Regions from separate parts of the Homo sapiens genome. Here all the other regions are linked to region 3. The links are chromatin contacts, found by Hi-C or POLR2A ChIA-PET in ENCODE. All regions are on one chromosome and are shown on one strand. The core of a region is the stretch at or near the end of the contact, and the rest is flanking DNA. Distances in the headings are between cores, read along the strand shown. Region 1 holds the start of GNG2 (G protein subunit gamma 2). Region 2 holds the start of PTGER2 (prostaglandin E receptor 2). Region 3 holds the start of RPS29 (ribosomal protein S29). Region 4 holds the start of RTRAF (RNA transcription, translation and transport factor).

Region 1 (4,307 bases), core at 758-3,257, 2.3 Mb after region 3:
ACCTACTTGTCTAAAATTAACCATAGTCTTGTTTCCAACCATTAATAACATGCTTCTCATTTTTCTTAGACTTGGCATCATGCATATTTAAATTTACATTTAAAAGTTCCTGGTAACCTTTGGCACAAGGGTTCCTGGTTTGGAGATAACTCACATGTTGGTGGATTCATGCCCAATCCCTCTCACTACTGCATTTCTATCTGCTGGTGGATCAAAGCTAGTTGCTCATTTTCAATCTTAAATCAATCCATTTTGTAATTTTCAGGTGTGAGTGAGTTGACATCAGGGTCCTTTTTGATGAAAGATTTCCTTGAAAAAATAAGCAAACTGTTCAAATCAAAACAAAGGGTGTTTTGGGACTGTCTCAGAACATTTCATAGAAATTAAATTCTGTACCTTCTAGGTTAACGTGCTGTGGTCCTCACGATGTGTTTGGAAGGCTCAACTGGAGAGTTATTCTCCATCAGTCCTAGATTTCTAACATTTCCTGTTAGTTTACTTGCTGGAGGATTAAGGCAAAACTGGATTAAAAAGGAGGAGTTGGGGAATTAACTGTTTCCTGGCAAGATTAGCTTTCCAGGCACTGATTCCTGAGAAGAGGTGTTTTTTGTTGTTGTTGTTTTTGTTTTTAACTCCATAATGTTGCCTGGACACTAGAACAGGATTCCCCTTCCCCCATCTCATGTTTAATCTGTAGCTTCCCCAAAGTACCTTGTGTTAGTACTAGGGGGAGAATGACTCACACGTTGAATAAATTGTTATTAAAGCATCTGGGCTCAATTGTGAACATACTAATAGTGAGGAATTGGAAAACCAAGTACTGGTGAGGGTTCGGCTGCTGACTGGCGAAATCACTTGCTGAATGTGAGGCCCAACATCCTCTAAAAATAATAAGAGTTAATATGTGCCGAATACGTCCTATATCCCCAGAACTATTATTAGCACCTTGTATACCATCTCATTTAATCCTCATATTTCCAATGTAGAGCATGACTATCATCAACTATGTTTTGCAGATGAGGAAACTGAGGCACATAGATGTTAAATAATTTGCCCAAGTTCATACAGTCATTAATGGCAATTTGGATTGAAATTCTGGCAGACAGAGACAGCTTGCAGGCTCTACCCTGGTGGGTTCTACGATATTACCTCCTAAGATGAAGGGAAGGGACTGGAGGATCATGAGGGTCCTTCAGCCCTACTAGTGTGTGTGGAATGGGGAGAGGAGTATTCAGTTTCTCTGTTGGGAATGTGCAGCATTCAGCACCACCTCATTCCTTCCCATCTATGAGAATCTTTTGGGAATAGTCCTCACTATTAGGCCTATAGGTAGCATTGCCAACTTGGTTTAGTTCCCGTGCCCCATAAGAATACTTATCAGGGCCATTCTTTTCTGAGCATGTGGGTTAAGTAAGATCTCAGTGGTAGTGGGACCTTGGAGAAATGAAGCCTCTGAAATGTTGGCCACAGAGAAAAATGCTGCAGTGAGAAGCTGCAAGCTGCAAGCTGCAAGCTCCCAGCTAGCTGGCTTGATGGGGACCACAGTAAATCAGGAGGAACAGTGGAGGCTGGTGTGGGATCTCGGGGGCCAGAACCTGGCCAGGGGATGTTGACCCAAAAAAAAACAGCAGCAGCAGTAGAAACAACAACAGCAAGAACAACAATAGCAACAAGCCAGGTTCAGGCTAAAAAAGCAGGCAGTGTGCCAGGAAGGGGGCCGACTGAGCAGTGTGTGGAAGCTGTCGTGGAGGTGACCGTGGGGGGATGAGAAAAGGGGAAGGAAGGAACAGACAGCACCAGAGGGACTTGAACAAAGGGAGAAGGGGGATTAAAGTCAAATCACTGTCAGCAGCCCAGGAGCAGACAAAACCACCAGAGTAAGCCCTGAAATGGAAATGAGAGGGAAAAGAAGCAAGCCGCTAACAGCTACCAAGAAGAGGAGGAAGTGGGAGATGCGCTGCTTCCTGTAGAAAGAACGTTGATTGAAGACAAAGCTGGGTGGGGACTAGTCCCTGGGCTGCAGCCGCTGCTACACATACTCACAACGCTGCCGCCGCGCTCCGTGGGCAACTCCTACTACTGCTGGGCTGGGCTGGGCTGGGCTGGGCTGCGCCGGAGCTCGCCTGCACAGATCAGCTCCGGAGAGGGGAAAACCACGCTCCTCGGACCAAGCCTCGGGAGCTAAGGTAAATGAAACGTTTTCCATGTTGCTCGTTTTTAATTGAGAAAAACGACCGTCGCTTGTGGTTTTAAGGTCCGATTTCTAAGGGATGATAGAGACATCGCTTCAGGACTAGGGGAAATGATTAGATTCTTTTGGAAGGGTCTTTGAGAATAACCACATTTATGACACATTTGATTTAAAAAAACCTCATCATCAGTGCTTAGATTTGATGACTAAACAGGCCAACATGCTAAATACAAGAAGCTGTTTGTATAGTTCTCTCGGAGGAAAACCAGGGCTGAGTCGAAATCCATCTGGGGCTGTGAAGCTGTGGTCTGGTCATCGGAGCCCGGCAGTCCCCTTGTTTTAGGGGAGTGAGTGGTGTAAAATATTAATTGCATTCTCTTTCTTACACATTGCACTGGGATATCTTCTGTTTTGCAAAAATAATGGCTGTGATTTGGCTTTTGGGGGAGTTAAATTCTTTTGTACTTAGATTTTGCCAACAAAGGCTTGAATTGCGTATGTGAGGGGCAGTATTTACCATTAAAAAACAGTGTCTTCCTCCCTCAGCTTGTGCAGCTGCTTTCAGGATAACCTCAGACACAGCTATCATTTGCCAGTAGGTCTTATCCTAAAGTTGCATCCTTGTTCAAAGGAGCGTGGCGGGTTTAAGGCCAGTAACTTGTCCAGAATCAGATACTAGCATATGCATGGATTTTATGTTTATATGCATTTTATTCACCTCTAGGTCAAGGTGCATGTTAGCCTCGGTGAGGGACAAAATAAAAAAGTGCAGCTGGGTTGTTTCCTTACGCGAATATCTGGTAGATAGACTGAAGTAGTAAAACCAGAACATGATTTTTATTCTTTGATTTTCTTGAGCAAAGGATGTTCTTAATGAGAGCCTGGGTCTATGACTTGTTCATATTTATGAATGATATGTAAAAGTACACTAAATAGGTCTAGCAGATGAGAACTGAGATTGTGAGATTCCTCTGACAGGATATATTAGGGAGTTTAATACCCTCATGCAGCACGATTTAAAGAATTAAGCTTTTTTAATCTTCAACAGAAAGTACAGTTAAGCAGTAAGTAGTCATTGATAAAAGGGTTTTTCTTCTAGAGTTTCTATAATGAAAGGAGATAATTTTTCAAAAGAAAGAGAAAAAACTGCTTATAGTGGAGTAAAAATTTAAAAAAAGTCAATATTTTGACACTCACAGATTCTTGAAACATAGGTTCTTAGATACCAAATATGCTAGTTGAGAGTGTATGTATGTATATGCCTCCTCCTTTATCATCGTTCTCACTTGTTAAGAGCTATAGGGCTATTTTTAATGCTATCTTTATGAAATCGATATGGCTTCTCAAAATCTGTGGAGTAGCAGCACATTTTGAGAGATGGGAAGCTTTTATAGCTACTAAAGAAAAAAAAAGTCTATTTCTCAGAGGTTTTTTGCTCATTAAAGTAAACCTGCACCATGCCTAAGAGACAAAGTACTGCTAGTATTGAAACCATGGAACTCCTTGAAGGATTCACTGAATTTAATCAAACTTGTGGGCAAAACAAGTCGTGACATGGATTTTGCAGTTCCACTTCCTATTTGCATCTTAAAGGGAAGTATGTAAAGATCATCTTCTTAGAGAAGAGACCTAGGATAGATCTTCGATCCAGAATGACCCAGTGGAGTTCTAGAATCAAGCTGTGCATCATGAAATGAAGTAAAAAGTTGGCAACCTGAGCTGCATGGATAAGGACAGGCTTACCCTTTGGTACTTACTCCTCTGCAGGCTGTATTCACTAGATAATGCCAACACCCTACTTTGTTTGGGGAGGCACAGACAATCTGCATTAGTCTTCTGTGTGTGTTTCACACATGAGTAAGAAAATGAAACCTTGCCCGACGGGCATAGTAGAGTCAAGAGGGCCTTGCTATCTTTCTGAAAACAACTAAGAGGTGCCTATTTTCTGCACAGCACAAAACATTTCTTAATCGTTAAATTCCAGCTTGAAGCAGAACATTAGTGAGTAACAGCAGATCAGTAACTATGATGGTAGAATGTTTAGGAAAAAGATGAATATGCTTCTACATTGTAAAATGAAACTATTTCCACTTATTCTGGCCATATGGAATATTGA
Region 2 (4,237 bases), core at 444-2,943, 2.7 Mb after region 3:
AAATAAGCACTGTGCAAATTCAGTGAATCTAAAATCCCTTATTTAATAGTAAAACTGCAGTGCAGAATTATGCTATAAATCATAGTGTTTTCCTATTAAGAAATACTTCTGATTTAAGTTTGATGTTTCCCCATTGCTTGGGGTGAGATGGGGGAATGTTGGAGTAGGGGAATAGTCAGAGATGGATGGCAAAGATTGGTAATAAGTTGTTACTGACCTGCAGAGTTTACAGCTTGAAAGAAAAACTGTAGGAGTTAAGATCCTCTTTCCTAGGAATCCATGCCATGAGAAGTTTAGGGATTGAAGTAGTGCCTGCTGACATGTGAAAACCGGCCTGTAAACTTTGCAAGCGATCCAGTAAATTATGCTTGTTCTAGTGGGAACCACCCCCCCCAACTCCGCATTCCAATCCCCAGGCCAGAATCATCAAAGTTGGCAAAAAATATTCATGGAGAGTAAGCAGGCTGTAGCAAGATAGGCTCTTCAGCAGGCAATCTTTGCTTCCTCCCACGTTATGACTGTCTTTCTTGCCAGTTCCCTAGGCAGATCAGACCCTTCACTTCCCAGTTGGCCTCCCTTCCCCAAGTGAATGTGACTTCTTACAGAACACAATTACCTATGTTGTCTGCCAAACTGGATTTTGTTTTGTTTTGTTTTGTGTTAAATATCAGCCCATTTTCACGACTCTGCAATTATGACAATATGTGGTAGGAAACCATTACTGTCAGCTCCAGTCTGAAACTGGCCACTTACCAATACACTTTGCCAGGAACAAGTCTTTCTGGATGGATACTACGTGGTTAACAACATGTAAAGATAAACGGCTAAACAAAATATCAACATTTTCTTACAAGGCTCAGCTTAAGGACAGAACAGTGATGTGCAATGGTTTTCATGTTGTATCCACAAACACAATTCTGTATAAGACACACTCCTCTTTTTTTAATGGTTGCTTAAACAAGTGGTTATCCGTTATGCTGTTGACATAGGAAACGGTGAAATGCTAGTAACCGAATCAAAGCGGCAGTGCAACAGGCCGCTCGGTGGTGCGCATTGTGTGGTTTGGTTCCTTGGATGGACACACTTGCTTTACGCTTCATCCCAATTTTTGTCCCAACCTCTTAGTGTATCTTCCTGGGAATAGTAAAAACAAAGCAAAACATTCTGGTCTTACTTCAAGCTGCCTTTGCACTGTTATTCCCTTGTTCCGCTCATTTCACGGGATTGGGTTCTCCTAACTTCATTGTTTGGTGAGTTGCTTTGCTTTGCTCGTTGCCCCGATCTTCTGTGTATTCTGCGCAGACCCCGCAAGTGCTCCTGCACTCCCTCCCAGCCCTCTGCTGGGGCTTAACGCTTCCCAGCCGAGGTCAGACTGCCGTGCGCTTCGAGTACCGGACCCCGAGGAAGCGAGAAACGCCGCTCCCGCCGGTCGCGGGCAGCTTCAGTACACCGGCAACACGCGCGCCTCTGCCCAGTGCCGCGCCCAGCGGGTGCTCAGACTCCTTCTCTCCCTCCCCGCCGGCGCGCCCCAGGGACTCGGAACGCCCCCGCGAGTGTGACGCGTCCTGCCTCCCCTGCAGCTCGCGGACACTCGCACTTGCAAGGCCTGGCCAGCACTCTTGGGCCCGCCCCCCGACAGTGCGGGGGCGGAGACGACGGCTCCCCTAGGCTCTGGCTCCCGGCCTTGGCCGGCGCGGGTAGGCGCGGGAGCCTCGAGCGCCGCTCGGATGCAGCAGCCGAGCCGCCACTCGGCGCGCGGCGGGAGACCCAGGGCAAGCCGCCGTCGGCGCGCTGGGTGCGGGAAGGGGGCTCTGGATTTCGGTCCCTCCCCTTTTTCCTCTGAGTCTCGGAACGCTCCGGCTCTCAGACCCTCTTCCTCCCAGGTAAAGGCCGGGAGAGGAGGGCGCATCTCTTTTCCAGGCACCCCACCATGGGCAATGCCTCCAATGACTCCCAGTCTGAGGACTGCGAGACGCGACAGTGGCTTCCCCCAGGCGAAAGCCCAGCCATCAGCTCCGTCATGTTCTCGGCCGGGGTGCTGGGGAACCTCATAGCACTGGCGCTGCTGGCGCGCCGCTGGCGGGGGGACGTGGGGTGCAGCGCCGGCCGCAGGAGCTCCCTCTCCTTGTTCCACGTGCTGGTGACCGAGCTGGTGTTCACCGACCTGCTCGGGACCTGCCTCATCAGCCCAGTGGTACTGGCTTCGTACGCGCGGAACCAGACCCTGGTGGCACTGGCGCCCGAGAGCCGCGCGTGCACCTACTTCGCTTTCGCCATGACCTTCTTCAGCCTGGCCACGATGCTCATGCTCTTCGCCATGGCCCTGGAGCGCTACCTCTCGATCGGGCACCCCTACTTCTACCAGCGCCGCGTCTCGCGCTCCGGGGGCCTGGCCGTGCTGCCTGTCATCTATGCAGTCTCCCTGCTCTTCTGCTCGCTGCCGCTGCTGGACTATGGGCAGTACGTCCAGTACTGCCCCGGGACCTGGTGCTTCATCCGGCACGGGCGGACCGCTTACCTGCAGCTGTACGCCACCCTGCTGCTGCTTCTCATTGTCTCGGTGCTCGCCTGCAACTTCAGTGTCATTCTCAACCTCATCCGCATGCACCGCCGAAGCCGGAGAAGCCGCTGCGGACCTTCCCTGGGCAGTGGCCGGGGCGGCCCCGGGGCCCGCAGGAGAGGGGAAAGGGTGTCCATGGCGGAGGAGACGGACCACCTCATTCTCCTGGCTATCATGACCATCACCTTCGCCGTCTGCTCCTTGCCTTTCACGGTAAGTCACTCCCTACGTTTCCACAGCCCGGCTCTGCTCAGCCTTCTCATGCTCTCCCCTGACGCCTCCACCCTTTCCACCGCCCTACAAACTTTTTGCAACTTGTAAAAATATGTCCTAATTTGTAAAGATCTGTAGCCTTCCCCACTAGTTTCCCCTCCTCTTTAGCCCACTTCCTTATCCTGGCTTATGGGCGTTGCTAGGCTAGAGTTTCTTATACAATAATACAGACCGTCCGAAAGGGAGTCCTGGGCCTCAGCTAAGCTAGCCAATCTCCTCATCCTAGCCCTGGGCAGTGTCCCTTTCTCGCTGTTGCCTATCTTGGCTTAGTAATTGAGAAAGAGGCAGCCCCTTCCACCTTAGGATGGCTGTCACTGTTCCAGCCTGACGACCTGGAGCTGCAGTTTGCTGCCCTGTACCTCTCATCCACTGGTGCTGGTTCTCCATGCTTGCCTTCTGTTCCTGCCAGGGCAAAATGTAGTACCCAACCCATAGCATTCCAGCTGCCATTGAAAATGGTCCCAGATGAGAAGGGTCCCTGAAGCAGAAGTTTAGAGCATTTGTTATTTGTCCTAAAAGTCCAACAAACATCTAGTTTATAGGTTTCCCAATTTATATATTTGAATGTAACTCTTTGTGGCCATGAAAGTTTATAAAACCATAATGATAACTAGAGGAAATACTTGGAGGAACATCTTGCTAAGCATTTGTAATATCTTGCAAAACACGCTCTTAATGTCACTGTCAGAAATACACACAGGTGTCCTTCAGCTTACAGTTATGCACTTGATGAGCACAAAGCCACAGGCAGGAATGGCTGGTCCCTCTCAGGAAGGGAAGAGTGGGGCTACCTGGGGAACTGAAGGACAAGAGACCAAGTCCTGGCATCGTGCTGCCTTGATTTGGGGCAACTTTAGCAGTTATTTGATGCTAACTAACTGCTAAATGATATGAGGCTGTGAGTTCAAGTCTCCTCAAGTGTAACGTTTTAGCTGAGCCTGGAATATGTCCGAGAATGTGCTGGCCTCTTACGGGGGCTAGGAATTGGGAGTTGTGGCAACTCCACTTCCTAATCTTCAGAAGAGCAAGACTGATGCTGCAGCATCAAAGCAGTTAATAGTGACTTCCACCTGCCACAATCTTGGAGAAAAGAGATGGGCAGTGCCTACTATTAACAGGTCTGACCTGTAAAAGCTGGAGGAGAAGTAACTTTATCCTATCTCCTGCCTCCATTACTGCTTCTTACATCTTCATGTGCTCATCCTCAGGGATGGGAAGGGACACAGGGTCCCAAAGGTCTGAATATGATTCTCTCCTCCCCAGCCCAGTTAACTCCCTTAGCTACGTTCTCTTCTCCCTGGTCCCCACTGTCCTCACCCTTCTACCCCATCCTCTGTCAGGGCAGAAACTGTTCTGAATTGGTTACACTTTGAGGGAATGAGATAGAATATTCAAAGACGCCCT
Region 3 (4,508 bases), core at 352-2,851:
TTACATCATTATAGAACAGTACTATCCAATACAAAATAATTGATCAGAAAGCTGGTGATTTTTATCTCAAAGAGCCAATAATAAATTCGTTTTCACCTTAAAAAAAAAAACCCAAACTACTATTTAAAAGATTTTCAGAAGCCAAAAGTTTCACAGTCAAAAGTTTCATATAAACACTAGCTTGACTAAGATGATCAAGAGATAGAAGCACTAAATGGCAGACCATTGTTTGCTGAATCTTAACAATGTCTTTCCGGCCCCAAACTTTAAGTTCATTCCAGTGTATGACGCTTTCAAACATTTTGGGTTGGCCGGGCGCGGTGGCTCACGCCTGTAATCTCAGCACTTTGGGAGGCCGAAGCAGGCGGATCACGAGGTCAGCAGTTCGAGACCAGCCTGACCAACATGGTAAAACCCCGTCTCTACTAAAAATAAAAAAATTAGCCGGACATGGTGGCAGGCGCCTGTAATCCCAGCTATTCAGGAGGCTGAGGCAGGAGAATCGCTTGAACCGGGGAGGCGGAGGTTGCACTGAGCGGAGATCACGCCATCGCACTCCAGGTTGGGTGAGTGCGACTCCGACTCAAAAAAAAAAAAAAAAAAACTTGGGGTCAGCGGTTAATACATATATTTGGTTAGAAAATATCTAGGTACAGCCGCGCGTGGTGGCAAGAGCCTTTAGTCCCAGCTACTCGGGACGCCAAGGCAAGAGGATCGCCTGAGACCAGGAGGAGTTCGAGGCTGCAGTGAGCCGTAACAACGCCACTGCACTTCAACCTGGGCGACAGAGGGAGACCCTATCTCTAAAAAAAAAAAAAAGAGAATAGGTACTTACAAGATTGATAAATGAAACAAATGTAAAACAATTTTAGTGGCTTCTCTAAAGTGAATTTCACCAAACACAATACACGGCACCTAAAACTGGCTAAGCTATCTAGGTAAAAAAGGGAGTAGGAAAGACTAAGTCCTTCACCTTCTCCATTCTATTAATTTGATTGCCCAAACCATCAACACTGTCACCAGCTACCAACTAAAAAAAGAGGAAAAGCTCTTGGTCGAATGCTCAGAATTACCACTCCAGGGAAGATCTGTCCGTTTGTCTTTCGCGGAAAAAATAACCCCCACAACCTTCTCTGCCCAAACAACATGGAGTACGCCTGCAGACGCCTACCTTAATGAAACCGATATCCTTCGCGTACTGACGGAAACACTGGCGGCACATATTGAGGCCATATTTCCGGATCAGACCGTGCCGGTTTGAACAGACACGACTGTAAGAAAAGAGACAGCGGTTTTGCAGGTCATAGAAATTACAAGACTCCGCACTCAGACGGCTACTACCCGCATCCCGGGACTCCCAAGCCACAGTACAGGCCTGTAATGGCGGCACCAGCGACTCCCAGTCGGCGTGCTCCCTCGTGCCGCCCGTGGCCTCCTCTACTTGAGATTTTAAGCAGCCTAGCGCTCCACGGCAACGCTTCCCCAAAATCACAAACTATTTCTCACCAAGAGCGAGAACCCTGGCCGAATTTTCGCGGGTGGCTCCAGTACAGCTGCTGGTGACCCATCTTGCTCTCAGCAGTGCAACGAGGTAAAAGGAAGAAGCTGGCCCACGCATGCGCTCTTCAAATTTTTGAGACAGTTTACCCAGAATGCAGTGCTCAAAGGAAACGCGTGCGCAGTGTGGTCAGGTTGTTTCGCTGGGTGAGTAAAATGAAATCTTAGAGGCGTTGTGGGCTGGCCCAGTTGATGACGTCACCATACCACAGCTTCTAGTGCTATTCTGCGCCGGTATCCGACCGCCGGGCGCGGTGGCGCGTGCCTGTAGTCCCAGCTACTCGGGAGGCTGAGGCTGGAGGATCGCTTGAGTCCAGGAGTTCTGGGCTGTAGTGCGCTATGCCGATCGGGTGTCCGCACTAAGTTCGGCATCAATATGGTGACCTCCCGGGAGCGGGGGACCACCAGGTTGCCTAAGGAGGGGTGAACCGGCCCAGGTCGGAAACGGAGCAGGTCAAAACTCCCGTGCTGATCAGTAGTGGGATCGCGCCTGTGAATAGCCACTGCACTCCAGCCTGGGCAACATAGCGAGACCCCGTCTCTTTTGAACAATAAATACGTTAATTTTGGACTCTCAAGAGATGAATATTCTCATAGTCTTTTTTATTGATTAAACCTTTTACTTTCTTTTAATTAAAACGTTACACTTGGGAAAGGAGTTTTTCCTCGACTCACCAGTGACACCTACTGGAATAAATTTACAAAACAACTTAAAATCAGCTGTAATGATCACGAGTCAACGGTAGGGTTTGCTTTTATTTTGTTAAAGAGAGTACGTTTTCAAATTTATTTTTTTGACACACTCCTCCAAGAAATACACCTACACCATTCCAAAAAAAAATGAGATTCTTTGGCATTTAGTGTATTTGATTCTTAAATGTAATTGGCTGAATGTAAAGTAATAAACAAGTAATGTGCAGTGTATGTTGCTTTGACCAGATAATTTGGTGACAAAACAAGTAATGAAAAGCAAATGCAAAAATGCAAAAAACCAATGTCAATAAACGAATTTCTGCTGAAAGATACCTACATTCCATATGGTCATTTATAATGCCTCCAGATAAAACTGCTCTGAAATCAAAGCTTTAACTAGATTTATAAAATGTAGCACAGGGTGCAACAATTCCAGAAACTTTTACATATAAACTTTTATAAATTGAAATACAACACTTCTTTAAGGTATGTTATGTCAGGGTTCTAGTGGGGTCCCCCTACCCAATCATTAAGTTAGGCATTGTATTATATGATTAAGGAAGGAGGGGAGTCAGAGATTTGTAAACTAGATATAACTTGCTCCTTGCCCTCAAAATTTTCTAATCTGTGGGAAACAGGATTATCTCCAAGACTTCAACATACAACGTTTGTGCACCAACAACATATGTACAGCTAAGGAAAATATTCTGTATTAAATCATGGGTGTGCTCATGAAGTACGAAAGGAGCCAAGAAGAGAAATTAATTCCAGTTCGAGGTACATTTGAGAGACCTTTGAGGTAGACCTTGAAGAATGGGATTTCTACAGGCAGCACTTGACAGAAGGGAATGCCTGGTGAAAGGAAGCGCTTGAGCCAAGGTAAGGTGAACAACTTTGTGTAACTAGAATAGAAGATGGACAAAAGGCCTAGTGATAGGAATGAAAAGGTATTTTATTTTAAAGCCTCATTGGGCAAGATCCAATGTCAAGCTTTTACAACTTTCCTATAATTTATATCAGTCACTAATGTGTGGTTTCCAAAAGCCATTTGCCTCTCAAAAGCTAATCTAACATTTGTCCACACTTTCTTAGGCCTCTTCTAGTTGGTCTCCACAATATTTAAAACATTACAGTGGTTCTGAGATCAATTCCATTAATATTTTTAGTACTCTGATATATAAGCCTTTGGGCCTAAAGAAGTGAATTCATTTAGGAGAGAAAAAAAGACAAATGAGAAGCAATTAGTTGCACTTCAACAATCTTAATCTGAATACTTAAGTAATTCTTAATACTTATTCTAGTCTATACATTATTCTCTTTGATAGAGATATTGCAAAAGTGCAGCTAAGACGTCGTACTTCCTTTCAGTTTTAAGATAATGTGACACCATCTATCCCAAACCATGAAATTATCCATTTCTTTTTCAACAAACTGAGAACACAGCTTTAAAAGTTCATTTTAACTCGGTGTTTATCAAGAGCTTTTATGTTTTGTTTTGTTTTTTTTCCTTTTTTTTTGAGACGGAGTCTCACTCTGTCGCCCAGGCTGGAGTGCAATGGCACCATCTTGGCTAACTGCAACCTGCACCTCCTGGGTTCAAGGGATTCTCCTGCCTCAGCCTCCCGAGTTGCTGAAATTACAGGCACGTGCCACCACACCCGTCTAATTTTTTACATTTTTGGTAGAGATGGGGTTTCACCATGTTGGCTAGGCTGGTCTCGAAGTCCTGACCTCGAGTAATCCACCCACCTCAGCCTCCCAAACTGCTGGGATTACAGGAGTGAGCCACCACGCCCGGCCTAAGAGCTTTTATCTTAATCCTGTAGTCTTCTTACAGTTTCTGAGTCCTTTTTTTTTTTTTTTTTTTTTTTTTTGAGACGGAGTCTGGAGTCTCGCTCTGTGACCCAGGCTGGAGTGTAGTGGTGCGATCTCGGCCCACTGCAAGCTCCGCCTCCCGGGTTCACGCCATTCTCCTGCCTCAGCCTCCCGAGTAGCTGGGACTACAGCGCCCGCCACCATGCCCGGCTAATTTCTTTTTGTATTTTTAGTAGAGACAGGGTTTCACCCTGTTAGCCAGGATGGTCTCGATCTCCTGACCTCATGATCCGCCCGCCTCGACCTCCCAAAGTGCTGGGATTACAGGCGTGAGCCATCTTAGTTCTCTTTTATACATGGGTTTGAAATGCTTCTTCTTTTAGAACACATTTTCCTTTAATAGGATATTTATTGGGTTTGGGTTCTTTGTTTTTTAAAAAATG
Region 4 (4,757 bases), core at 1,733-4,232, 2.4 Mb after region 3:
TTGTCTTCCCTTGCCCAATGATAAGCTCCCTGAGGTCAGGGTTGTTGTGTTTAAGCTCTCAGATGACTCCAAAATGCCTACAAGATTGCCTGGCATGTAATTGACACTCTAAACACTTTACTGAACAATTCAACAGATGAATTAATAGCCTGTCAAACCTATGATCAACCATTAGATTGGAGTTCAGGTCATTTGATAATAAAAGTTGATTTCCAGATCCTTCCACCAAAAAGACACATGCATTCTCATGTTCATTGCAGCACTGTTCACAATAGCAAAGACGTGGAATCAACCTAGATGCCCATCAGAGGCTGACTGGATAAAGAAAATATGGTACATATACCCCATGGAATACTATGCAGCCATAAAAAGAACAAATATTATGTCCAAATTTGCAGCAATATGGATGCAGCTGGAGGCCGTTATCCTAAGCAAATTAACACAGGAACAGACAACCAAATACCACAGGTTCTCACTTATAAGTGGGAGCTAAACACTGGGTACTTATGAAAACACACACACACAAAAGTTGGTTTCCTTTTCTTGAAGTATACAGAGGGCTTGGTCTTCAGAAATGGAATTATGTAAGATTCACTTACTGTTGGACACTCCATTCAGAATAGGTCAAAGAACTCCTTCAAATTCAGAGAAAAAAAAAGATAACTGGGTTTTAACATAAAAAATGGATTAATATTTATTTTATACTTCTTTCCCAAAGTTTGCTTTATCCCCTGCTCAAGTATCCCCTGACACTTTAGCATTCTGCATCATCTGAATCTTCCTCCAACCTCCCCACTCCTGGTGGTGGCCGGGGCTGATGACTAGGGACAGTCTTAAGTTGCTGACAATGGGGACCCTGAAGTGGAAAGACTAGGCCAGGAGCAAACAACTTCATTTTTTGCCTTGAAAGGTCAATTTCAGAAAACAAATGGTAAGAGATGTTTTTCCTTATTTTTTTAAAGAAATTCATGGTCTGCAATTGTATTTTTCCCCCTTTTTAATTTATTATTTATATGTAAGTATTTATTATTTTCCCTTCCATGATTGGTTCATTTTTTCATTTTTTGGTTAGTATTTCATTAATTATACAACTAGCATGCACTACAATATGAGATTATAGCCATATCTTTGATCAAATTTTGTTGGAAATGAGACACTCTTGAACTGATTTTCTTGATTCACTCTATAAGCACCTTAATTGAAAAATACAGATTATCTTACAGTGCCCCCTTAAAACTAAAGCTGTATTCTAGCCTCTGTACTTCTTTTTATTATTATTATTTTTGAGATGGGGTCTTACATGTTGCACAGGTTGGTGTGATCATGGCTCACTGCAGCCTCAACCTTGCAGGCTCAAGTGATCCTCCCACCTCAGCCTCCTGAGTAGCTGGGTCCACAGGCACACACGAGCATGCCAGGCTAATTTTTCTTTCTTCTTTTTTTTTTTTTTTTAGTTTTAATAGAGACAAAGTCTCACTATGTTGCCTAGGCTGGTCTCAAACTCCTGGGCTTGAACTATCCTCCCACCTCAGCCTCCCAAAGTGCTGGGACTACAGGCATGAGCTTCTGCACCTGGCCTGTACTTCTTTGTAGTACATTTTATATTTCTTGTAATTCACTTACTCTTTCTAACTCCAGATTATAAGTATTTATTTACACATCTATATTTGTCATTATACTTAAACTTCCTGAAAATAGAGACTGTAGTTTACTCATTTGTATGCTCCTCAGATCCTAAGTGTTTAATTAAAATCTTAATTAATGAAATGAAATGAAACGTACATAGTTGGCTTACCCCCAAGAATTTCAATAGCTCCCCTTAGCTTGCCATGAGAGGCTTTTCCTTATCAGAGCCCTGCCTTTGTCTATAGTCTTATCAGCTGTCATTCCCTCTCACCCTCCAGCCCCTATAAGCTCTAGTCCCTCTGGGCCATGCTGTTGCTCATTTCTTGCCTTTATACATCCTCTTCCCTCAAACTAGGTTACCCTTTTGACTGCATGGTGAATGCCTCACCATCTTCAAGCCTTAGTTTATACTTATCTGTTTATTGTTTCCCTCATTAGCCTTTTAAACTCCATGAAAATAGGGGCCTGGTCTGTCTTGTTCACTGCTCTCTCTCCACTGTCTGAAAAGCAAGTAGAGACTGGATCAGGAAAGATCTTAAATACAATAAGGAGTTTTGATTATTTCTAGGGGGTAACCAGGAACCACTAAAACATAAGCAGAGAAAGTTATGTACAGGTTTTTGCTTTAGAAAAATCTCTCTCATCGCTGTATGGAGGAATGGTTTGGAGAACGCAGGACTGGCCCTAAGAAATCAATCAGATAATTAGAGTAAGCAAAAGTGATGAGGATCTGATCTGTGGCTGTATCAGTGGGGTCCGAAAGGAGGTGAGGGATTTGAGAGTTAGGAGAGACAGAATGGCAGGAATTGGTGACCTACTGGATGCTGTGACCGAGGGTGAGGGGGAGTGAGGGACGATCTCGGCTTCAGATTTCACTCTGGCTGAGGATATCTGGAACGATCGCATCGTATTAACAATTGTATGTTTACCTGTGGATCACTCCCAATTAGTCTGAAAGCATCTTACTATAGGGACCTTGCTTTGTAGTCTTTGTATTACCAGTGTTAGAAGAGCACCTGTTATGTAGGAGGAGTAATAAAATGAATGAATGCACTCAAAACACTAAACAGTAATTCTGTAATCCAACGGGAGGTACAGCGAATACCAAAAGCCTACATATACTATTCTCTGCATGCTATAGCAAGAAAGAAAGGAAAGTGGCTTCCCGGTGGTTTTCTGCCTATTGTACAACCAGGAAGCTGACAATAAAGTTTATTTGAGCGTCGACGTGCGCCGACGTGGCCCCGCCTCCCCAGCCGGAGCCGCGATTGGTGGGCATTTGCCGGCGGCCACCGCTTTTAAGCCACGATTGGCGAAGGCCGCCGTCATTTCGGAGCGACTCAGCGCCTGCCCGCCCTCTCGCCGCGTCGCCGGTGCCTGCGCCTCCCGCTCCACCTCGCTTCTTCTCTCCCGGCCGAGGCCCGGGGGACCAGAGCGAGAAGCGGGGACCATGTTCCGACGCAAGTTGACGGCTCTCGACTACCACAACCCCGCCGGCTTCAACTGCAAAGGTGAGGCGGCGGCCTCAGCCCGGCCGCGTGTCCCTGACCTGGGCGGAGGTCCCAGCCTCAGTGCCCGCACCCCACCTCCCCGTCGGGACCCTCGGCGGCCTGGTTTCCGCCGGCAGCCTCCGGGCCCCTCTCCTCTGGGTCGCCACGTACCTCGGCTCTTCGCCGCCCCTTCCCGCCTTTAAAGCCCTCTCACCTACTCCTGTCTCGGCATGTTACTTTCTGCACTTGCTTAACTCCAAGCATCACGTAACTACCTTCTCTGTACATAAAAGGGAGAGCATTCGTCTTTCTCACTCACTATTCAACTCCATGGTTCCCTGGGTAATTAGGCGATACCTTGAGCACCTGCTAATTATGGGCCAGCGCGGTGCTGGATTCTGAGGAAGGTGCTGAGTAACTTGAAGACTAGTTCACTGCCTGCCAGGAGCTAAAGGGACGAGGGGTGGAAGCAATCAGAACCCACTGAGCAGTTTGAGACAGTACACAATGAAATCAGGACCGATCACAGTGGGAGGGTAAGCGCGTGTAGTAACGGGCTAGTTGTGTTATGTGGTGTTGCAAAAAAGTTAATAGCAGATGAGTGGGAAGGTTGAATTGTGAATACAAAGGTATTTGGGATTTTACAGCATTAGAATTTTAAAAAGTAATAACGTTGCTACTCACTGTAACTAAACTGCTACCCACCACTACTCGTTTCCTTTGTATAGTTGTGGCCTGTGATAGACTGGTAAGTTTGAAAGTGATCAAGTATAACTTGTGATACTCAGACCACTGTGTAATTCTCAAGACCTTATAATGGAAGCTTGAATTTGACTCACAAATTGAAAATAATTTCTAAGCAGGATGACAGTGTTTTGTTGATCGCCTGTAGAAGCATATCAAATTATAATCTATTGTTTTTCTACTTTAACAAAAAAGTATCAGTGACAATAGAGCCTTGTTCTGGATTGGAATCTTTGAGTCTCAATGTTCTTATCTGTAAAATGGGATATTACCTACCTCAAAAGAGGTATGGGGAGGATTAAACGAAACAATTATGCACTTAATGTGCAGTTAACATTCCATGACAACAGTTGTCACAGTGTCTTTTTTGTCATTTAATTTCTTTTACTTATTATTTTGTTGTATATTTTACTTTATTACTTTGCTATAAATTTAACCTTGCCCTCCTTCCCCTTTCTGTCCGCAAAGGAACTGGAATATTAATATGTAACACTTAAATAGCAAAACTATGTGCCAGGCACTGTTTTTATCCGTATTTATTTTATTTAAGAAACTTCTTAAATAAAACAACTTCTTTTAATCTTCATAACTCTATGAGGTAAGTTCTATTAGCACCCTCATTTTGTAGCTGAAGAGTCTGAGGCACAGAAAATGTGGGTGATTATCCCAAGTTCACACAACCAGTAAGTATCTGGACCCAGGATTTGAACAGATCATTGTTAATCTGTACTTTCAACTCCAGAATCTGTACTTTCAACTCCCTCTTTTGGTTCAATTAATTTAGTATTTTGAAGTTAAGAAAATTCCACAAGAACATATATCTGAACATATACCTGAGAAGGAGGTATTTTATGTAGTGCTTCTAGTTATTTATGTGATATTTTTTATTGCAGATGA

What was found. A loop is a pair of places that touch in the nucleus more often than their neighbours do. ChIA-PET counts read pairs that join two places held with the same protein, here RNA polymerase II (POLR2A). Pooled maps may share reads with other maps.
Region 1: a pooled map shows a loop between it and region 3 (3-fold over the local background). The contact joins the promoter of GNG2 here to the promoter of RPS29 in region 3. A Hi-C loop is called at or near these places in 2 of 37 single-sample maps with no recorded cell type and 7 of 50 pooled maps. POLR2A ChIA-PET finds 5 or more read pairs at or near these places in 2 of 52 experiments (activated CD4-positive, alpha-beta T cell and activated CD4-positive, alpha-beta memory T cell).
Region 2: a loop to region 3 is called in a pooled map, with 6 times the contacts of the local background. The contact joins the promoter of PTGER2 here to the promoter of RPS29 in region 3. A Hi-C loop is called at or near these places in 2 of 37 single-sample maps with no recorded cell type and 5 of 50 pooled maps.
Region 4: a loop to region 3 is called in a map of naive thymus-derived CD4-positive, alpha-beta T cell, with 4 times the contacts of the local background. The contact joins the promoter of RTRAF here to the promoter of RPS29 in region 3. A Hi-C loop is called at or near these places in 1 of 168 maps with a recorded cell type or tissue (naive thymus-derived CD4-positive, alpha-beta T cell), 1 of 37 single-sample maps with no recorded cell type and 7 of 50 pooled maps. POLR2A ChIA-PET finds 5 or more read pairs at or near these places in 2 of 52 experiments (activated CD4-positive, alpha-beta T cell and activated T-cell).

Annotation. Positions count from the first base shown.
Region 1 is chr14:51,858,605-51,862,911 of GRCh38, forward strand. GNG2 (G protein subunit gamma 2) reads left to right here and starts at 2,008. Exons shown (of 4, transcript NM_053064.5): 1 at 2,008-2,186. RefSeq lists a silencer at 1,495-1,574 and enhancers at 1,627-2,128, 1,915-2,124.
Region 2 is chr14:52,312,619-52,316,855 of GRCh38, forward strand. PTGER2 (prostaglandin E receptor 2) reads left to right here and starts at 1,694. Exons shown (of 2, transcript NM_000956.4): 1 at 1,694-2,773. The coding sequence starts at 1,931. RefSeq lists enhancers at 924-1,484, 1,485-2,044, 2,279-2,428, 2,449-2,588 and a silencer at 1,649-1,758.
Region 3 is chr14:49,584,779-49,589,286 of GRCh38, forward strand. RPS29 (ribosomal protein S29) reads right to left here and starts at 1,602. Exons shown (of 3, transcript NM_001032.5): 1 at 1,507-1,602; 2 at 1,172-1,271. The coding sequence starts at 1,568. It also overlaps RN7SL1. RefSeq lists enhancers at 633-682, 1,281-1,780, 1,653-2,162.
Region 4 is chr14:51,986,564-51,991,320 of GRCh38, forward strand. It overlaps RTRAF (RNA transcription, translation and transport factor), which reads left to right and starts at 2,983. Exons shown (of 8, transcript NM_016039.3): 1 at 2,983-3,137; 2 at 4,754-4,757. The coding sequence starts at 3,077. LOC105370497 (a long non-coding RNA gene) reads right to left here and starts at 4,021. Exons shown (of 3, transcript XR_007064166.1): 1 at 3,956-4,021; 2 at 600-2,126. RefSeq lists enhancers at 2,768-3,062, 3,403-3,462.